Regions from separate parts of the Homo sapiens genome. Here region 2 is linked to region 1. A link is a loop called in an ENCODE intact Hi-C map of the cell type or tissue named here. Cell type or tissue: heart right ventricle. All regions are shown on one strand. Links, peaks and the distances in the headings refer to the core of each region. The heading gives the core; the rest is flanking DNA. Region 1 overlaps SPRY4-AS1 (SPRY4 antisense RNA 1). Region 2 overlaps LOC107986455 (a long non-coding RNA gene).

The links. Hi-C counts contacts between places; a loop is a spot of excess contacts. Peaks named below come from ENCODE experiments on the same cell type or tissue, not always from the same donor. Only the 100,000 strongest peaks of a DNase experiment are listed, where the experiment ranks them.
Region 2: it touches region 1 in a loop (4-fold over the local background); 14 of 110 quality-filtered maps call a loop at or near these places.

The regions. Positions count from the first base shown.
Region 1 is chr5:142,440,133-142,443,054 of GRCh38, reverse strand. All of the region lies in intron 3 of SPRY4-AS1 (SPRY4 antisense RNA 1), which reads right to left. Among named protein-coding and RNA genes, the nearest start is that of SPRY4-AS1, 120 kb to the right of the region's middle. In heart right ventricle, for the core only: a CTCF peak has its summit at 1,156; no DNase peak of the experiment used is centred there; H3K27ac peaks cover 2,045 bases.
Region 2 is chr5:142,156,119-142,159,040 of GRCh38, reverse strand. It overlaps LOC107986455 (a long non-coding RNA gene), which reads left to right. Exons shown (of 3, transcript XR_001742907.3): 3 at 2,069-2,922. Among named protein-coding and RNA genes, the nearest start is that of NDFIP1, 49 kb to the right of the region's middle. In heart right ventricle, for the core only: no CTCF peak of the experiment used is centred there; no DNase peak of the experiment used is centred there; H3K27ac peaks cover 558 bases.

The DNA of each region.
Region 1 (2,922 bases), core at 173-2,672:
TCATTCAGATCTCATCTCATATCCTTGTATTCTGGGCCTGACTGGCCCAAGGAGAATCCCCAAGAAAGAGTCTACTCTAGGGTTACAAAAACGAAGTTGTTCATTTGTTTGGTCATTCATTCATTTCATTCAAGCACCCTCTATGTGCCAGGCACTGTGTTAGCTGCCAAAACCTTCTGGGTGGATTGGGCATAAGGCATTCCTGCATGAAAATATCAATGATATTCCCACCAGCATATCAATCAGGACCAACTCCAGCCACAAGCCAAATCTTGGTTCTCCTGTGTGTCAGAAAAGAAGTCTCTGGGATCAGGCTGGGTGTGGTGGCTCATGCCTGTGATCCCAGCACTGTGGGAGGCTGAGGCGGGTTGATCACCTGAGGTCAGGAGTTCAAGACCAGCCTGGCCAACATGGTGAAACCCTGTCTCTACCAAAAATACAAAAATTAGCTGGGCGTGGTGGCGCACACCTGCAATCCCAGCTACTCAGGAGGCTGAGGCAGGAGAGAATCACTTGAACCCGGGAGGCAGAGATTGCAGTGAGCCAAGATCACAGCACTGCACTCCAGCCCGGGTGACAGAGTGAGACTCCATCTCAAAAAAAAAAAAAAAAAAAGTATCTGAATTGTATGATCTATGCCAGATCTTTTCTAAGCTCTGCATATCCGTCGCTACAGCCGGACCCTAGCTCGTCTTTAAATGGAAGAGGTAATGGGGAATATCTGCACAGACTAAATTATTCATTTGCATCGAACCACATAAACAGCATTCAATCTCCATCTCTGGACAGTCTTCCCTGATCAAAGTATTCGAATGAGGTCCAAACAGGAACTGCAGATACAAAATGGGGGACTCAGAATGCCAGGGTAGAGCCTTCCACAGCAAGGTGTGTTGTTTCCTTCTTTGCATCAGATCTATTCACTGAGAACCCTTCAGGGCTGGGAATACTTTTGATTTTTACATCACAAGCGTCATAGAAAATATACAATGAAAAACCTAATGATTCCTTGGAGAGTTCATTGCTCTCCCCCATCTTCTTTGATTCCCCTGCCTCCTCTCCACATCCTTTGAACTTCTAAAAAGACACTTTGAAGGCATGTCATAAAGCAGTTTTTCATTCATGCGCCTCTCTTTGATGATCTTGCTATTTGTCTGAACTGCAGCGTCCACAGGATGTCGGGCCAGGAGAGCTGAAAGCCAATACTGACGAGGAAGGGCCAAGTGAGGAGGAGTCTGAGCTGCATATGTCAAGAAGGAGAAAGGGGAAAGAAGCAAGGAGCGAGACCAGAGGGAGCCACGCAGAAACCTCTGGCCTCTCTGCACGTCTGTCTTATCCTACAGAGTGGCGACTCTAAAAGGCCAAGGGTGCCAGCGCCCAGCGACAGTTCACAGCCTGAGACACGCTTTGCTCACACGCCTCCCTCCTCCTCTGGCTCCTACCTGATAAAAAGCATTACCGGTTTTGATGTTTCCAACCTCCCCCATTTTCCCTGGTGAAAGATCCATTCATTTCAGTGCTAACAAGACATCATAAGCAGGGAGAAGGAACAAAAGGCAGAGTGTGTGCTAAGGAGGGAGGCAGTCTGCAGAGGCACCACTCTTTTCACCTTATCCACAGAATAAAGGGTTGAAGACTAAGACTTTTTATAGATGACTCTCGAGAACTTGAAGTTACTCAGGTGCTCTAAAAACAGCAGCCCTGGCTCCCTGGGCCTGGGGCTAGGTAGCTGCAGTGAGGGCAGATCACAGCCTTCCCTGAACCTGAGTTATGGCAGATCCAAAGGGAAAATAAATCCCTTCCGTCTGTGAAGCAGGGAGTCTGATTAGTGCCAAGGAAGTGGTTGTGAGGGTCAGAGATGGGGAGAAAAGGCTTCATCCAGTTGTAAATACTAAATGCATTAGAATCTATCACTCTGGGGGATGTTGGTGTTGGTGGGGAAAGTGGAGAACTCATTTGCTCACAAATGTTTAGTGAGCATCTACTAAGCCCTAGGAGGATAAGAGTGAGCAAAATAGGATCTCTGCCCTCATGGAACTAAAAGTTTAAGGAGAGGTCACATGTAAAACAGTTCTATTCACGTAAGTATAATTATAAATTGAGACACATGCCTTGAAGGAAAAGTACAGTGTGTTATGAGACCATTTAACACAGACACGCTATTTGGACATAGGGGACAGCCTATATGGAGATCAGGAAAGCCCATCTAAAGAGGTGACATTTAGGCTGAGACCTGAAGGGGAGAGGGTACTAAGCAGGCAGGGTAGGGAACAGCATGTTGCACAGAGGGAACAGCATTATATGCACAAAGAACAGCATGAGATGGTCCAGCTCAGAGGAAGACAAACTGGTAGTGCTAGCGGCAGACCCGTCAGGATTAAAGATTCAACAAATGTGTGCTGAGCCTGTGACATGCTAGGTGCTACTCTGAGCACTGGAAATGCAGCTGTGAACACAATTTGCAAGGTCTCCATCCTCCTGGAGTTTACATTCCAGATGTTCACCTAGTGAGAAACTAGACTTTGGTAGAACTGTCATTGATTCAAACTACATGACTGCAATGAGGAAATGGACAGTGCTGCTTCAGAGGCTCAAGGATGTCTTCATCTGATGGCCTTACAGCATGGGCCTTGAAACTTACAGTGAGGAAAGACCCTCTTCCCTTATCTGTCTGGCTATATGCCAGATGGAAATCATCTGTGGTAATGCAGTAGGTGACAGGGCAACCAAGTCCAACAAGGAGGATATCCACACTCTGTGCCAGGAATTCTAGCTCACCATGGCAACTGGTCTGGAAGGGATCAGCTCTTCCATCAAGCAGTTAAGGCTTCAAAGATGGGCTGGGCACAGTGGGTCATGCTTGTAATTCCAGCACTTTGGGAGGCTGAGATGGGCGAATCACCTGAGGTCAAGAGTTCAAGACCG
Region 2 (2,922 bases), core at 208-2,707, 280 kb after region 1:
TGAAATTCCTTCAGAATCAACACAGATTTGAAAATGGCTCCAGAAACTAGAGGGTGGTTTTTATGGTTTTCTCATTTTGGAATTTTGGGCAAAGCACAGCTTTTTGGATCACTGGATCTTTAAAAGATACATAACAGTAGGTAATAAGCCACCCAAATTAAGTTTACCAGAAATTTAGATGTACTCCTTTCCCTCTTGCAGACAATTGAGGACAATGCTCCCAGAAGGTCACTACATTAAAGGAAGCATAGCCTGGGAGCGGCAGACATGACGTCTATTGAACTTACTGTTCCATCTGTCACTGACATGGGCCACATACAAATCTCTAAAGTTCTTGGGGTCTTTAAGGCGCCTGCTAATCCATTCCTTTTCCTTTACCCTTAAGTCATTCCAAATAGGAGGATCTATTCTGTGTTTAAAGACTTCCAAGGAAGAGTCCACAATCACTCAGCCAAATATTTTGAAATTAATTTCCCTATAGCCTTTCCCCGTTGTTCTGAATGCACATTCCTTCCCATAGTCCTGCCATTCTGAAGAGGAAAATATTGTGGCCATGAGCTTTGAGACCTATATAAAGACAAAATAATTCTTAATCTACCCAACCATCAATTTTTTTTTTTTTTTTTTTTTAAAGATGGAGTTTCACTCTGTTGTCCAGGCTGGAGTGGCACAATCTCGGCTCACTGCAACCTCCGCCTCTGAGTTCAAGTGATTCTCCTGCCTCGGCCTCCCAAGTAGCTGGGGATTACAGGCACGCACCACCACACCCGGCTAATTTTTGTATTTTTAGTAGAGCAGAGGTTTCACCATGTTGGCCAGGCTGGTCTCGAACTCCTGACCTCAGGTGATCTGCCCACCTTGGCCTCCCAAAGTATTGGGATTACAGGCGAGATCCACCGTGCCTGGCATCCATGAAATTTTTTGATGAAAAACTAGTTCATAATTTATAAAGTGTAGATACAAATGTACTGCACTCAGCCTTCTTCTATGGAAGTGAAGATGAGAGGTAAGTACTTACTTACCCATTATCCTTACCCTTATTTGGAAGCTCTGTGGAACTACTGTAGGAACTAAGTCTATAATTCAATGAGGTGGATATTGGAAAAATATATATATAAGTCCAATACCTAAATCTAGAGAACTGCTAAACCAGAGAAGAGCTTACGGACAAAAATAGGTTATACAGATTCAACTCACTTCACAGTCTCAGGGACAAAATATATAATTAACCAAAAAGAGAAAAAAAGATGATTTTTGTCCTACACATGACCATGCATATACAGATCTAGGGCTTGAGAGTCACTGAATCAAACCTATAAAAATATGGACTGCTAATTTTGCTTCTTCAGGTCACCAGTGCCCACTATTTTCATCAACTATATAGTACCAAAGCATACTAGTAATAAATAAATAGTAATAAATACATAAAAAGTAATAAATAGTGAAAATGTTGATCCATCTGATTTCTCTGCAATCACTGATTTATCTGCAATCTGTTAAAATATAAACTGGAAATAAATCATATACATGAAAATCCTCAGTGTTGATAATCAGAGAAAAAAGCAACATATTAAAATGACATCCAAACAGAGGAACTGCCAAATACGGCCTATGAAATGTTCTGTCAAAATAAAGATGTGGAATCAGGAAGCAGATGGCAAAATTCTTTCTAAAACCTCACTTAAGCAGCATTTTAGGCATTTCTGACAGTTCTGCAAATGAAAAGAGGGATGTTTCATCAAGAGTAACTCTAGCCCAGTTATGATGATAGGTTGCACCAGTCCTCTCCAACTTGGCTCAGGAAGTATCTGGCTTAAATGGGGGAGGGGAAGTGGGAGGCAAAGCAGCTCTCAGCAGGGGACACGAATGCAAACCCAACTATGCAAGGTGAAAATCACTCTAGCTTTGGCATTTTGGTTGAATTTCATTAGAATCAGGCTGGGTTTCATAACCAGAAGGCAGAACTTCCTTAGTTTTATACTTTTTCTAATAATGCTTTGTCAGGGAAATCATCTTCTCTATTTTAGAGATTTCTTTTAGATTTTTGACCTGTTTTCTTGTTTCCCAGGCTGCGTATATCACTCGCGAACCTTCCAGACAACTGAAGAATAACAATGAATACTGCCATCTTCCCAGAGCTCCAGCACTAATCTTTGTTAAGGCTTAGAGGAAACCACTTTTCTCAGTTTTGATGTCTATGAATCTGCAATCACTAATGAATGGGGAAAAGTCTGTGAAACATTTATTTCCTACATCAATGATTAAAATTAGCTGTTTTTAGAGCAGAATGAACAACATACAAAGCAGGTTGGACGACATCTATTTCACACAATTGCATCTCAGTTTCTGACCTAGGTAAAATCCTGCATAAATGTAGGAGAATCCTCTATATTAATATGTTCTGTATTCAGGTTTAAGAGATGTGCATTTACATTTACATTTTATTAATTCATCAACTGATACTTAAGAATTAAAACTCTCAAAATCAGAAGACGATGCTTTTTGGTAAAGAAAAAAAGAAACAGGCTATAAGTAAAAACAGGTATAAAAATTAACACAAAACCTTTGAGTAATGTATTTATCCTATAAGCGGAAAATTCTGAGAATAATGGAGGACTGAGGGGATTAAAATGCCACGCAGTAGATGGACTATTTCAGATTTTATAGTCAGGGAAACTGGCTTCGGGAGGACAGCTCTCAATTCATGTACTTTACGTAAGAGCAGTTCTTTCTATAGGCCATAAAGTTGTAGGTGATACAATCAACTGGGTTATAAAATAGCTTCTTTTTAGAATGGAGATGATACAAAAATCAATTTCTACAACCATCATTTCCTCCTGAACACCTCTTTCACTTTCAACCTAAACTTACTCTCCCCTTTGGGAATTCCCAGTGTATTTCTTTGAGATGTCTTCCACATTA